2 separate regions of the Homo sapiens genome follow, and region 1 is linked to region 2. Evidence: chromatin contacts called from ENCODE Hi-C or POLR2A ChIA-PET data. All regions are on one chromosome and are shown on one strand. Each heading gives the region's core, a stretch centred on a gene start or an enhancer-like site at or near the end of the contact. The rest is flanking DNA. Distances are from core to core; before and after follow the strand shown. Region 1 holds the start of LYST (lysosomal trafficking regulator). Region 2 holds the start of ITPKB-IT1 (ITPKB intronic transcript 1).

Evidence for each region. A loop is a pair of places that touch in the nucleus more often than their neighbours do. ChIA-PET counts read pairs that join two places held with the same protein, here RNA polymerase II (POLR2A). Pooled maps may share reads with other maps.
Region 1: a map of natural killer cell shows a loop between it and region 2 (29-fold over the local background). The contact joins the promoter of LYST here to the promoter of ITPKB-IT1 in region 2. A Hi-C loop is called at or near these places in 1 of 168 maps with a recorded cell type or tissue (natural killer cell) and 2 of 50 pooled maps. POLR2A ChIA-PET finds 5 or more read pairs at or near these places in 1 of 52 experiments (activated CD4-positive, alpha-beta T cell).

What each region holds. Positions count from the first base shown.
Region 1 is chr1:235,865,571-235,873,140 of GRCh38, reverse strand. It overlaps LYST (lysosomal trafficking regulator), which reads left to right and starts at 6,235. Exons shown (of 53, transcript NM_000081.4): 1 at 6,235-6,298. RefSeq lists silencers at 5,768-6,067, 6,118-6,537 and enhancers at 6,658-6,757, 7,128-7,177.
Region 2 is chr1:226,669,623-226,676,950 of GRCh38, reverse strand. ITPKB-IT1 (ITPKB intronic transcript 1) reads left to right here and starts at 1,883. Exons shown (of 2, transcript NR_103784.1): 1 at 1,883-2,034. All of the region lies in intron 2 of ITPKB (inositol-trisphosphate 3-kinase B), which reads left to right. RefSeq lists a silencer at 752-901.

The DNA.
Region 1 (7,570 bases), core at 4,986-7,485, 9.2 Mb before region 2:
TGGCATGCTGAGTGCTTTGAACAAACTGCAGGAAACCAAGAGAGCCTCAGAAGCAAGATCTGTTTCACCTTCTCTCACCCTCCTTTCTCCTGCTTCTCTTTCTCCTTCAAGATAGGCCGTGGAAACTCTAAGGCAAGCCATAGAAAGTAGAACTCCTCCACCACAAAGCAAGTCATAAACCTGGAAATATTATTCTTTTTCTTCCCAACTTTCTTTTTGCTTTTTGAGACAGAGTCTCACTCTGTCACCCAGGCTGGAGTGCGATGGTGGGATCTCGGCTTACTGCAACCTCCACCTCCCAGGTTCAAGCGATTCTCCTGCCTAAGCCTCCTGAGTAGCTGGGACTACAGGCATGCACCACCACACCCGGCTAATTTTTTGTATTTTTAGTAGAGATGGGGTTTCACCATGTTGGCCAGGCTGGTCTCGAACTCCTGAACTCAAGTGAACTGCCCACCTCTCAAAGAGCTGGGATTACAGGTATGAGCCACTCTTTCTGCCCAACTTTCTGAATAGAAGCTGGCCATAAAAAAATTCTCTGACCTCCCCTGTTGGATGATTCTAGGTCATAAGACCTTCATTCCAGAGGCATCCTGCCCTGTATCCGGGAAGAAGGAATGCTGCACACAGATGCCAAGAAGAATCGGAACAGACAGGCATTGCTGGATCCCCCCTCGGTCTATTACCACGAGATCAAACTCTTTTGTCCAATCACATGTCTACAGTGCTGTCCATTCTTCATTGAATCTAAGCAGAAAAATGGGCAGTTTTCCCTGGGTCTTCCGGTCTTCATTTCTGAAGTCTTCCATGTTACATAAAACTTTTTTTTTTTTTTTTTTTTTTTTGAGACAGAATGTCACTCCGTTGCCTGGGCTGGAGTGCAGTGGTGCGATCTTGGCTCACTGCAATCTCCGTCTCCCAGGTTCAAGCAATTCTCCTGCTTCAGCCTCCTGAGTAGCTGAGACTACATGCATGTGCCACTATGCCTGGCTAGTTTTTGTATTTTTAGTAGAGACTGGGTTTCGCCACATTGGCCAGGCTGGTCACGAACTCCTGACTTCCGGTGATCCACCCGCCTCAGCCTCCCAAAGTGCTGGGATTACAGGTGTGAACCACTGTGCTTGGCCCCATGTTACGTAAAACTCTGATTAAATAAATTTGTATATTTTTTCCTGTTAATCTGTCTTTGTTTTATTTCAGAGCCAGCCAGGAACCCTGGGAGGGTTGAGGAAACATTTCCTCCCCGACATGTAGAAATCTTTTAATGCAAGGACGTGAGAGTTTTTGAGTAAAGTATAGATACTGTCACCGGAAAAGGGATCTTGTCCCAGACCCTGAGAGCAGATTCTTGGATCTTGCACAGGAAAGAATTCAGGGCGAGCTGCAGAGTATAGTGAAGTTAAGATAGTTTATTAGAGACTACTCAATTACAGAGTAGGGTGTCCTTAGAAAGCAAAAGGAAGAACTCACTACCTTAAACATAGTGCTTGCTTCTATAGGTTGTTAAGAATAGTGTACTTTATTACAAAGACTTGTGATCAGCTTGTGACATGCTATTAGTATTGTTATTTTCCTATGTTACTATTGATTTCAGCAAGAATTAATGAGTATATTATATGATCTTTAAAGCAAAACCTAGTCTTAAACTAAGAATGCTTTTTGTTCTTAAAGTACTAGGACATTTCCATAAATTCTGGGTCTTTAATTAGTTATTAGCATCATTAACTCATTCCCTCAACCATAAATGTCTTGTGACCAACAGTGCCCAACCCCTCGGGAATGTAACACAGCAGGTTTGCTTTTATCCGGCCTTTATTCAAGATGGAATCGCTCTAGTTAGGACGCCTCTGACAATACTTTTGGGGATTTCAAATGCTATTGGTGATTTAGTAGAGAAAATTACATGAAAGAATCATACTAAAACCAAATCTGATAACTTTTGCAAAATGAAATGGATGTTGGTAACAACTTAATGAAGACATTAATTATGAATTGACCTCTTCAATAAAGTTTCAAGGTGGCTACCAAGACGCACAATTGTAAAAGATGTATATGCATCCTAATAAGGTAAAGCACTTCAAAATTAAAGTGACACTCAAAATTAAATTGATGCAGGTCTTTAGTCAAATGCATAATTTTATTCATCTGTATAATTCTGACCTTCTTACTATTGCTGAAATCGCAGTCTTGTATTCCTCTACCACTTCACAAATCCATTTCTGTTCCCATGCATTGCAGTAGGCATTAAGATTGTCCAGCTCCAAAATTATGGTCAACTTACTGTTTGGATATTTATTTGAATTTTCAACAAAATTTTCTTAATTTAACTATTTATCCAAATATTTACTGAGTGCCTACTAAGTGCCAGGCACTGTTCTGGTCCTTGGGATACATCAGAAATAGAACAAAGATTGTGGCCCTTGTGGAGCCCATAGTCTAAACAGGGGTGACAATGAAAATAAACATAAGAAATAGACAAATTATGTAGTATGTTAGAAGCTGATGGGTGCTATGAAAGAGATGATGTTTAGAGTTACAGGTTACACTGTGATAAAAGAAACACTTCAGCCAAATTAAATTTAAAGTTTAATTGAGCACAAAACAATTCGTGAATCAGGCAGCCTTCTGAGCCAAGGTAGGCTCAGAGACTCCCGCGCAGCCACACGGTGGGAGATTTATGGACAGCAAAAGGAAAGTGACATACAGAAAATGGAAGTGAGGTACAGAAACAACTGGGTTGGTTGCAGCTCAGCGTTTGCTTTATTAGAACACAGTTCAAACAGTTGGCTACATTTGATTGGCCAAAACTCAGGGATTGACACAGGTGTGGGCTATGGCCTGTTTACACCTTCATTTGTTATAGCTCATGATGTACAGAAAAACCTTTAGGCTGAACTTAAAATATGCAAGGAGGCAGCTTTAGGCTAAACTTGATTTAACAACTGTGTCAACTCTCACCAATGCCACCCACCTCCCCACACCCCCCAAGAAGGGACAGAGAACATACATGTTTTTTAATACTATTGTTTTAGGGAACATTTGTGAGATGAGGTCCATTCATGTGTGGGGTCCAGGGCAGAGGCCCCTCTTGCCTAGTTTAAGGGCAGTATTAAGGGTAGACCTCATTGAGAGGTGAAATTTGAGCAAAGACGTGGAGGAGATAAAGGAGTTAACAACTGCAGCCATGTGGAGAAAACAAATTTCAAGCAGAGGGGCCGGCCAGTCAGTGCAAAGCCCTTAAAGCAGGACTGTATCTGGCATGTTTGGTAAACAGTAAAGAAGCAGGTATGTAGGTAGTGATGGGAGAGTAGAAAGAGACGAAGTTTTGAGGAGCCAGATGGTGTTAGAGCTCTGTAGGCCAATTGTAAGGACTTTGGCTTTTATCTGAGAGAAGCGGAGAGCCAATGCAGATTTTTGAGCAGAGATGTGACATGATTTGATTTATATATCCATTTAGTCACAAATAATTTTTAAAGGTGTTTTGGAGAATAATTAAATGTGAAATTATGCACATTTACGTTGACTGTGTTGTTTTAAGCTGGGATGTTACAATCTCATTGAAGATTATAATTCTGGAGTCAAATTAGCTGAAGACTTTCCTGCTTAAAAAGTTTTCCAGCATGTGATACATGCGTAAGTAGAGCTTTTTTAATTATTATTTTTTTTTTTGAGACGGAGTCTCGCTCTTTCACCCGGGCCAGACTGTAGTGGCGCTATCTCAGCTCACTGCAAGCTCCGCCTCCCGGGTTCACGCTATTCTCCTGCCTCAGCCTCTCGATTAGCTGAGACTACAGGCGTCCGCCACCGCGCCCGGCTAATTTTTTGTATTTTTAGTAGAGACGGGGTTTCACCGTGTTAGCCAGGATGGTCTCCATCTCCTGACCTCGTGATCTGCCCGCCTCGGCCTCCCAAAGTGCTGGGATTACAGGCGTGAGCCACTGCGCCCGGCCAAGTAGAGCTTTCTTCTATATACCTATTACTTTACTTTTTTCTTCTTTTTCATGTTCTTCACTACACATTTTGTGTGTGTTCCTAGGAAATCTTTTAAACTAAGTTTTATTTGATATGTATATTTAGTATCGATGTTCTAAGATACTATTGAATAAAATACATACTGCAGTAGCTTAGTTAAAATACTGGAACCGAGGCCAGGAGCGGTGTCTCATGCCTGTAATCCCAGCACTTTGGGAGGTAGAGGTGGGTGGATCACCTGAGGTCAGGAGTTCGAGACCAGCCTGACCAACATGATGAAACTCTGTCTCTACTAAAAATACAAAATTAGCCGGGCATGGTAGCACATTCCTGTAATCCCAGCTACTTGGGAGGCTGAGGCAGGAGAATCACTTGAACCCGGGAGGCGGAGGTTGCAGTGAGCCGAGACTGTGCCACTGCACTCCAGTCAGGGAAAAAGAGTGAAGCTGCATCTTGAAAATAAAATAAAATAAAAAACACTGGTACCGAAAAAAATAATAGTCACAAATGGCATTACTTTGTGCCTTTTACAAACAAATAATACTTTGAGGGCCAATTGTATACCATTATCATCTAAAGTCTGTCTCATTTTCTTTGCTTTAATGAAATCATGATAATCTATTATTTTCTACTCAAGGTTAACAGAAACTGGCTTGTTACTTAATATTTCTTTGACTTCTTTTGTCCATTAAAAAAGGGGGGTGTTTTTAAGATTAGTGGGTGAAAGTTGATGTATAAATAAGAGTAGACACAGCTTTAGGTAAAATGACGAAACAGGTTAAGTTTGGCTTCCTCTTTTTGTTTCAGTTCAGGCCCATGCACCTAGCACAATACTTAGCGCATTGTAGGTGCTCATTATATACTGCTTAAATGAGTGATAAGTTCCCTGAGACATTTATTTCCTGCACTTGTTAGGGTTCAGTGAGCCGATATCCGGCCACTGCCCTCCAGCCTGGGCGACAGAGCGAGAATCTGTCTCAAAAAAAAAAAGATAAAAAATAAAAATAAAAGACTACCTGCCAGAGGAAGTGGGCAATCTTCGCCTAAAGATATGAACTGCTAATGGTTAAACATCAGACGTCAGAGAAGACATATTTTAAAGTGGGGAATTTTCCCCAAGAGCACCCTCTAAACCACATCAGTGGGCAACTTAACGCACTTTGCTTGTCATTGGGTTAGATGGGAGTTTGAGGAATTGGGAGTAACATTTGGTATATAGGCTTGGGACATAATATCCTGAATTATTTCTATTTCATAATTCCTGTGCAAAAAATTATGGGAGTTGTTGATTCTACAGCAATTCCTGTCAATTTGTAGATTATCTGCTTATTAATAGTTTGTATTGTTTGGCAGAACTTGAAAACTACCGAACGATTACAGTTCAGGCTTTTTCCCAGTACCTCTGGCGTTGCTGTCTCAGTGACTAGGAGGTGAGGAGGGTGGCCCTTGAAATGCCAAACTGCCTACCGCAGCAGTCTGCCAGCAGCGTGCTGGGCCCAGAGCCGGGGATGCAGCCAAAACATCCTGGATTTTACCTACAGCTCCCACCCTCTGGAGGGACTGGTCTATTAGGGCATATGACACTGACAGTGCGCACTGTATACAAACCGTGTTTGAACAGGAGTCGGTTGGAAAATACACCACTGCACTGAATTACTTCTGCAGTGGCTTTGCAAAGCTCTTTTTGTTTCTTGAAAGAAGCCGACGGTAACCATTACAATATGGCTTTTTCCAGGTCCCAGAGGAAGGCTAGGGGTGCCTTGTGGGTAACCCTTTCTCCCTCTCCTGACTCCTTCCCGTTATTTCTTCTATCTTCATCCTCTAGACCTACACAATGGGACAGGTTGACAGTCTGTGTTGAATGGAAGAGGCGGACGATGCGCTTGTGTTTGGTGCTTCTCAAACGGTGCTCGCACTCCCCAGGGTCTGACGCAGCCCACTACGCAGAGCCCTGGGAGGAGGTGCGGACCCAGGGTACGACCCCCGACCGCTGAGAAACCCAGACCGGGCCCCGGCTGCAGCCCCGCGGGTCGGCCCGCCCCCCTGCCTTCCCTATTGGCTCGGCAGTTCCACGCGTCACGCCTGCGACGCCGGCGCTGCCCTCCCAGAGGAGGCGGGGCTTACACGCGCGAGGCGGAGCCAAGGGCGCACGCGCAGACGAGCGGGTCTGGGTCCGGACGAGGGGAGGGAGGGGGTGGTGTTCTCGGTTTCCTGGGTTACCTGGGCGGGCGGGGGTGGGGAGTGCGCGGCGGCGGCGGCAGCGGCGTCGGCTCGGGGTTCTCCGGGAGAGGGGGAGTGCGCGGCGGCCGCAGCTGCCACAAACCAGGTAAAGGCGGCCGCCGGGCGCCGACGCTGCCGGCAGAAGGTTCCGGGTCCCGGCCCCTCTGCGTGGCCTGGAGGGGAGGCGGTTTGGGGCTGGTGGCTGTCAGCCTGGGTTGAGGGCCGGGACCGCCGGGCTGAGGGCGCGAGGGCGCGAGGGCACTCGGCCTGACGCGCCAGCTCGGGGCGTCCTCTCTGGCTTCTGGGCTCTGGGACTTCTCGCGGCGCCGGGCCGCCTTTGACAGCCGCCGGGCCGCGGGCGGGAGCTCGGCTGGGCCCCTCTGGGCCATTGCAGCGGCCACTGGGCACTAACTTTATTTCGCAGCGCGCGGGGGGCGAGGTCGAGCAGGCTGACGGCGGTGTGTTGCTACCTTTATTTTATTTTTTGATCCTGTGCCGCTGCACTACTCAGCCCAGCTGGGCCCAAGCTGTCAGGTTGACGATGGGAGTTGACGGTTTCCGCGCCACCACCCAGCCGGTCACTCCCCGCGCTGTTGCCCTGCGGCGCTCGCCCACCTGTCACCTACACCGTGCGCCTCGGTCCGCTCTTTCCTCCTGTCCGTGACACCCTTTGACTGGGCGAGAGCCTCTCTTTCCAGGGGATCCCCTGAGACATCTGCCGTCTGTCTCCGGTATCACTGGAGCCTGACTGAGATGCCCCTTCGCTTCTGATGAGTTAAATAAGCTGGGAAATTACCCGAGAAGACCCCGGTACCACAGTGTAAAGCCCAACGAAGGGGTTGTTTAATGGTCCAGGGGATACAGAGGCTTTAAGAAACGTTTCCTTAACGCTAATTCTTATCTGGTTAAACAAAACATAGCAAAACATCCCCGATCCGCTCGGCAGACCATACACACCCAGCGACGGCACTTGATAGTTAATGGGGTTTGTTTTAAGCAGATAGAAAATTTTAAGGGAGTCGAATCTTGTGTTGAATGCGTTCGTGTTGAATTTGGGCCAGTGTTTCCTTGAAGATCAAATGCAGGTTGCATTTTCCTATTGTTTGTTTAACAGATTGATAGGACAAACTGAATTAGACTTTTCTTCCTGATGATTCTTGGCTCTTCTGCGCTATTATTTTAAAATTCCACGCCTAGATTCATCTATGCTAATAAAGATGTTGACTTTAAGCTTTCAATTTATAGATGTAGTTGATTAATATGGGGTATCTGTTTTAAAGAGCTTTGTTAAGTGGCCAACAACTCTTTTTCTGATAGCTCTTTGCTGTCATCCATATTGTTACTACAAAGATTGGAGAATTTGAAGAAGAGAGGGCAT
Region 2 (7,328 bases), core at 634-3,133:
TAGTTCTTGCGTAAAAGACAACACAATATGGTCCTTCCAGTTCTTTTTAGAGCTCAAAAGGTGAAATAAGAATAAAGAACAGCGATCTGCAGTTTTCCTATTATCCAAAAGCCTACTACCCAATTCAGTGGATTGTTTTGGCAACTTGCTTGGATAAACTTATTTAGAAATTATTTCAGAATTCCTCCAGGCAGTTACCCTACGTCCTTTTTAAGTCAAGGTGTGGTATAAGTCCATTAACGAATTAAAATACTTCCAGATTTCTGTGTTATTCTCAAGGCACTTTTGCTAGATAACAATACCTCACACTTGGACGGTGTTTTGTGGTTTGCAAAGCACTTTCACATCTGTTTTCTCACTTGGTTGCCATAATAACCCTGGGAGCCGGGAAGGGCATGTCTTGTTATTATCCCTATTTTGCAGATGAGGAAGCCAAGGTTTTTAGAAGGTTGGGTGGCCTAGTCAAGGTCACACCGGTAGGGGAATTGGGGGGATGGAGGAAACTAGAGCTGTTTTTCCTTAACCATCTTGCCTCTCACTGAGATGAAACAGCAGGATGGTTCCTGGGACCCAGGATCCCTTTGAACGCTTGGATTAAAATAATTTATGAGTTCTTTGTGAGTGTGTGTGGACCTGCTGGTAGTGGCTTTTCTTCATTAGAATTTGCATGCAAGATTGACACTAAGATGGCTGACTTTCACCATCCCAAACCAACCCTGTTTTTGCACCGTGCTGTAGTGGTATGAATTACCTTGCAGGTAATTGTGGCTTAGGTGATGGTACACAAAAGGCATCATACAGCAGCCAGATGTTCATTTTACTAAATGGAAAATATGACTCAGAACACGGGCCAATCTGAGCCTCCAAGCAGGCAAATTAGCCATTGAGGATGAAGTCTTCACCTCTGGAGAGGAGAGAATGTGGGAGCACAGAGCCCAGAGTCAAATGATTTGGTTGAGATCCCCCCACTTTGGTTATTTAGACTTGCTTATACTCCTCTGACCAGACTATGGGATCTTCTACAGAAATTCTACAGAAGTGTGGGCAGAATTACAAGTAAGGTGGGTTGAGGAAGTGCACAGGTGGAAGTGTAGCCGAGAGGATGCGTTTGAGGAGCAAGAGGCTGGGACTCAAGAAGGCTTTATGCAGACTCGAATCTTACATTGATAACAAGCATTTGCGTAGCACATACGAGTTTCATCCTATGAAGGATTCCATAGGATTCTCACAGCAGCCCAAGGATGTGAGCAGAGCAGTAAACAATATCCCTGTTTTATAGAGGAAGTAGAAATCGAGAAGCAGGAAGGTTGGGTAATTTGCCCAAAGTTCCACCACTAGTAAATCGCAGAACTGGGACTAAAGCCCAGGTCTTCTGACCCTCACTGGGCCCAGCGTTCTTTCCAATATGTCATCCTGCCATTTTCCCCTTCCTTCCTCCTCCCCACAGCTCCTTGCAAGTTCAGCCTGCTGGAGGTAAGGGAAGTGATCATGAGAGTTTTTCCAGTGCTGAGACGTTCTGGAAAAAACATGGACCTGTATCTGTGTCCTGATCTGTGCTTCGTGATTGGACTGTCTTGACACTCGTCTCAGGACTCTGGGGAGTGCTTGTGCAAGTGTTTCCCAGTGTGGCCGGCTTCTTGAACGCTGCTAATGGAAAGTTGTAAGAGTTCTATTTTCCTGTTTCAAGCGAGCGTTTCCCCCTTGGGGTTATAGCAACCACTTCCTCCTCAGCACCCGGTGGGTCGTGGTAAACACCAGTTACAGCAGAGTATCCCCTTCTGACAACCTCATTGGTTCCTTTTTTTTTTTTTTTTTTTTTTTTTGCCTGTAAGCACATACACACAGAGTTCTGAAGGCTAGGTCTCCTTTCCTTCTGGTTTAGAGTTTTCAGAGTACCCTGCTGTGGCCTTGGAAACAGAAAACCCACACAGAGGTCAAACGCAGTTCTCGTGGAGTCACCTTGTCATCCTGCTTTGTTTTGGAAGGAACTGGGTCGGAGGCAGCACAGTAGGACTACAGCATCTTTAACCCTTGGTAGGATGGCTGGATCCGCTGAACGCTTGTGGGTAAACAGGAAGCTCACAGCCTCAGTGGATCATTAAGGGTGATACAGAATAGACACGAAAATCTTAAGTGGGATGGGAGCAGAGCAGGACTTGGTGGGTAGATAGTGAGGAAAAGGAGGCAAATAGGGATGGTGAAGAAATCGAAAGGGAATGGGGGATACAAGGAAAGGGTCAGGAAAGGGTGAGTAAAAGGTTTAAAGAGAGGTGCTAATTTTAGATACTTAAAAGTATTTTAAGTATCTAAAACTTGTGGCTGGGTGTGGTGGCTCACTCCTTTAATCCCAGCACTTTGGGAGGCCAAGGCGGGCAGATCACCTGAGGTCAGAAGTTCGAGACCAGCCTGGCCAACATAGTGAAACCCCGTCTCTAACTAAAAATACAAAAATTAGGCCAGGCACAGTGGCTCACGCCTGTAATTCCAGCACTATGGGAGGCTGAGGTGGGTGGATCACGAGGTCAGGAGTTCAAAACTAGCCTGGCCAAGATGGTGAAACCCCATCTCTACTAAAACTACAAAAATCAGCCAAGTGTGGTGGCAGGTGCCTGTAATCCCAGCTACTCGGAGGCTGAGGCAGGAGATTGGTTTGAACCTGGGAGTTGGAGGTTGCAGTGAGCCGAGATGGTGCCACTGCCCTCCAGCCTGGGCAACAGTGAGACTCTGTCTCAAAAAAAAATGTGTATATATAAATACTTAAAAAATATTTGTAATTGCTGGTTTGGGGTTACTAGAATCTCTTCTGAATCTGTCTCAGTTTTTCTTACAGCTTTTAAAATCCATGGAACTCTATCACCAGGAGATGATTGTGGTATGGAGCTGATCACCCCGGAGTTAGTGGGGTGGCAACTGAGATCGGGGGGAAATGGAGCAGTTTGAGGATATATGGGCCGTGAAAACCTCCCAGCTCTGCCCCCAGCCATGCCATGAAAGTCATGGGGAAGAAAGGCCCCCATTTGTGTGTTTGTGTTATTAAATAGAACAGTAACAGAGCAGGTCTCTGAGCCTGCCTGGCAGAAATCTTTCTGTAGCAGGAGTGTCCTGCAACTCTCTGGTGGATTTGCAAAACAGTACAGATAGAAAAACTTAAATGGGAAACAAGCTTGTCTTGTCCTACTTTGTGGAGATAGATAATAAAGCCGAAAGGCCAAGAAGTGTAAATATATAGCATATATCTAATGTATATGGTATATGTACATATCAATCTATAGCTATGCAATATCTACACTATTTATCTATGTTTATACGATGACTCTAGGCTTCAGAAGACCTGTCAAAGATTTCCATACATCTAGAGAATTTAGAAGGATCCCTTTATAGGTGAGAGTTGAGACTTTTTGGCTGCAGGTTGGGATTTGGTGGACTAGTTCCTGGTACCACCACCTAGTTGCCGTGATTATCTTTAGACTAACCAAGGCCCTTGTGTTAGCCTTCCGTAAATCATCCCCACCCCTAAGCAAGACAGCACCTATACCTTCACAGTTTCTCCAGTTCATCCCTGTTTTATTTTATTTATTGTTTTTTGAGACAGGGTCATGCTCTGTCACCCAGGCTGGAGTGCAGTGGCACGAACATGGCAGCCTCTACCCCTGTGTTCAAGCAATCCTCCTGCCTCAGCCTCCCGAGTAGCTGGGACCACAGGTGCGCGCCACCACACCTGGCTAATTTTTGTGTTTTTTATAGAGACAAGGGGTCTCACCATGTTGCCCAGGCTGGTCTTGAACTCCTGGCCTCAAGCAGTCCTCCTGCCTCAGCCTCCCAAAGTGTTGGGATTACAGGCATGAGCTACTGCATCCGGCCCATCCCTGTTTAAATGGGAATATCCAGAAGATTGTCCTTGTCATACACTCGGTGCATTTTAGAGTGTCTTCACCACTTGTCAGAAACAGGATTCTGGTTGGGAAGGGCCATCATTCACAGTGTGGCAGGTTTTTGCTTTGTTAATTACTGGAATTGGGGTACAGAAGCCAAATGCAGGTTCTCCACCTGGGACCTTCTTCCTGTTTGTCTGCCCACTTCACACCTGTCTTAGCAGCTGCAGCCTGAAATAGTGAGATGGCTACATTGCCTGATCAAATCTGGGATTTATGTAGTGATAACACCTCCCAGGAGATAGATTTCTTCGCCCTACCCCAGTGCTTCCCACACATGCCCATGGACCAGCTCTTTATCTCTGGCATGAAGATTCCTCCCACTTCCCTGTTGCTGAGATCCTTAGGCCTTTAGAGGGCAATTCTTTCAGCAGGGATTGCAGCTCCAGGTTAGAGTGGGAGTGAGAAGAAGCCATATGCCTCACACCGAAAGACAGCCGTGGTCTTGTCGACCTAATATCTGAGCCAAGGTGGAGGACAGCTGCCCAGGACACACTTCCAAGTTGCCTTGGGGAGTGCTCTGTTTGGCCTTTGTTACAAGCAGGTTTTCAAAGGCAAAAGGAACAAGGAAGTGGGCTGATACAAAGTTGTTTGACAGGAATCCTCCCTGGTTTACAGAGATAACATTGGATAGTGATTGCTCTACACTGTTGAACTATGGAGTACGAGTGATGGTGTCAAGCATATGTCATTTTATGGCTACTTAGCATCAGTTAGTCTTGAGCCCACATAGCAAGTGGCTTCAAGAGGTGATTATTTAGCTCAGGCGGGGAGTGAGACGTGATCGCTGTCACACGCTGTCACATTTCGGTGCCTCTCTGGGTTTGATAATTAAAGGGGGCTTGGATTCTCAGATAAAAAATTTTTATTTCTCAGTCTAAAATGGAGAGTTTTAAAAAAATCCATCTTCCTCTCTCACTTGGACAATTACAGCAGCTTCAAAATGGATCTTTCTTGTTTTCACCCTTTCTCGCCTGCTTTCTGTTCCCCAGGTGTACACACAGAAGCAGCGTGAGCCTTTTAGAACATAAGCCAGACTATGACACTCCTCACTCAAAACCCTCCAGCAGCTTCCTATCTCACTGACATAAAATCCGAAGTCCTAAGAACAGCCTAAAAAACTCTGCAAGAACTGACCTCATATGTGATATATTCTCCTCTTTGTTTACTCTGTTCCAGCCACTTTGCTGTTCCTGCTGGCCTTTGAAGCTGCCCACACACCTGTCTCAAAGCCTGTGCACTTGACCGCTCCCTCTGTCTGCAGTGCCATACCCTCTGCCTGTGTATGGCTCAGCCCCTCACTTCCTGCAGAAAGACCATGGCCAACTAAGCCAGCACACCCCTCTCCCCGCCTCCCTGGGGTTCTCCCTTTTCCCCTACCTGGCTTTATTTATCTTCAGGATGCTCATAGCTGCCTGATGCAATATGTCTTTATTTGTTTATCATCTGCCTGTCCCCACTTAGAATGTAAGCTGCTTTAAGGATAGGGACTTCGTTGTGTTCACTGCTAAATCACCTGCGGCTAGAACAGTGGCACATCTGTAAATATTTGTCCAACAGTGAATGCATGTGTGCATGCATGCGTGAATCCATTAGCAACAGCATTTATTGGGTTCTTTTACTTGGCATCACATTTGTAGCAAGGAGTACAAAGATGGATTCCACGGTCCCTGCCCTCAGGGGCTCACTCCTTTGATCTGTTCTTTGTGGAAGGGTTTCCCACATCAGTCTCTTTTCTGATCCTGTTCTTACCCATGTTGTTTGAATATTGGGAAGGCGCCTCCACCCTAGGAGTCTAGCTGCTGTCTGTCATCCGAATGGTCCTCCACTAATGTTCCTGGGCTTCTAGAGATCCTTGGGGTCTTCACGGAGCAGTCAACCCATTCAGGGAACAGTTTTCAGTCCTGAGCTCACAGAACCTACAGGAAGAAAGCCCTATTTCTCCCTTAGCTGAAGGGACATTTTGGAGAGTGCTGTGTTCTCAGATCAAATATAGGAAGGAGCACTGAAGGTGTAAGATATGGTAGCAGTTTCTTTATGTTACTTGTTTATTTGGTGTTCTGTATATTTTTTACATTGTAAAAGCAAACTAACCAGGCTACAGAAATTTCGAAAATAAAAAGAATAGGTATCATCATAACCCTACGATCATAATGATGAAACAGCTTGATTCTATGCATTATTAATTAATTGGTTAATTTGTATTCTACCTTATTCAAAAGATTTGTGGATACTTACAAATATGCATGTAGTGCAATAGAATATAATAACTGAGAAATGAGAGCAAAGGGTTAAATCGTTGATCAAAGCCAGTATAAAGTTAATGTGCAGAAATGCGTATTAGTACAACTACTCTTATAAATTGGTATATTTCTTCTTAGCCTAAGTCTGTATATTTTCCGTAGCTAATTCTGCTCCCTGCCCCTTAATCTTATAGCAACATTTTCCACGTTTCTTTCTTAACCCTGATAGTTAAGGACTGAACGATCCATCCCAAGGATGTGCCTCTAATTTGTTTAATCATCCTCTGTTGTTGGAAGTTGGGCTATTTTCACTACTATTGTTATTAGAAACAATGGCATAATTAACATCTTGGTGCATGTAACTTTTTCCGTTTTTTGGAGTATTTCCTTAAGTAGATTTCCAGAGGTAAAATAAATAACTGAAAGGTTGAAACATTTTTATGGCCCTTGCAGAATATTCCTGGGCTGCTTTCCCAAAAGGTCATGTGTCTTGGGGATGCCTCCCAGCAGTGGGTTGGCATGTATCACACCTTACTCTCCTCCTCACCAACACTAGGATTCACTATTGAAATTTTTTTTTTTTTTTTTTTTTTTTTTTTTGCGGCGGAGCTTGGTGGCTCACGCCTGTAATCCCAGCATTTTGGGAGGGCGAGGCAGGCGGATCACTTGAGGTCAGGGGTTCGAGACCAGCTGAGGCAAGTAGTGAAACCCCATCTCTACTAAAAATACAAAAATTAGCCAGGCATGGTGGCGTGCATCTTCTAGTCCAGGCTACTCAGGAGGTTGAGGCAGGAGAATTGCTTGACCCCTGGAGGCGGAGGTTGCAGTGAGCTGGGATTGTGCAGCTGCACTCCAGCCTGGGCGACAGTTCGAGACAACATCTCAGAAAAACAAAAACAAAAAAAAAACAAACCAAAAAAACATTTTTTTTGTTGCTAATAGGCAAACATATATTATTATTTCATTATATGTATGTTGAATTATATGTATGTTGCCAGGTTATCTACTGGCACCTGAGATTGTTTTTACCCATTTGTTTGAGTTCTTTGTATATAAAACTTAACCCTTCAAGCATACTTTATTTTGTAAAATATTTTCTGCAGTTTATTTGACTTCTGCTTTGGTTTGCAGGTGTCTTTGCTTTTGATACTTT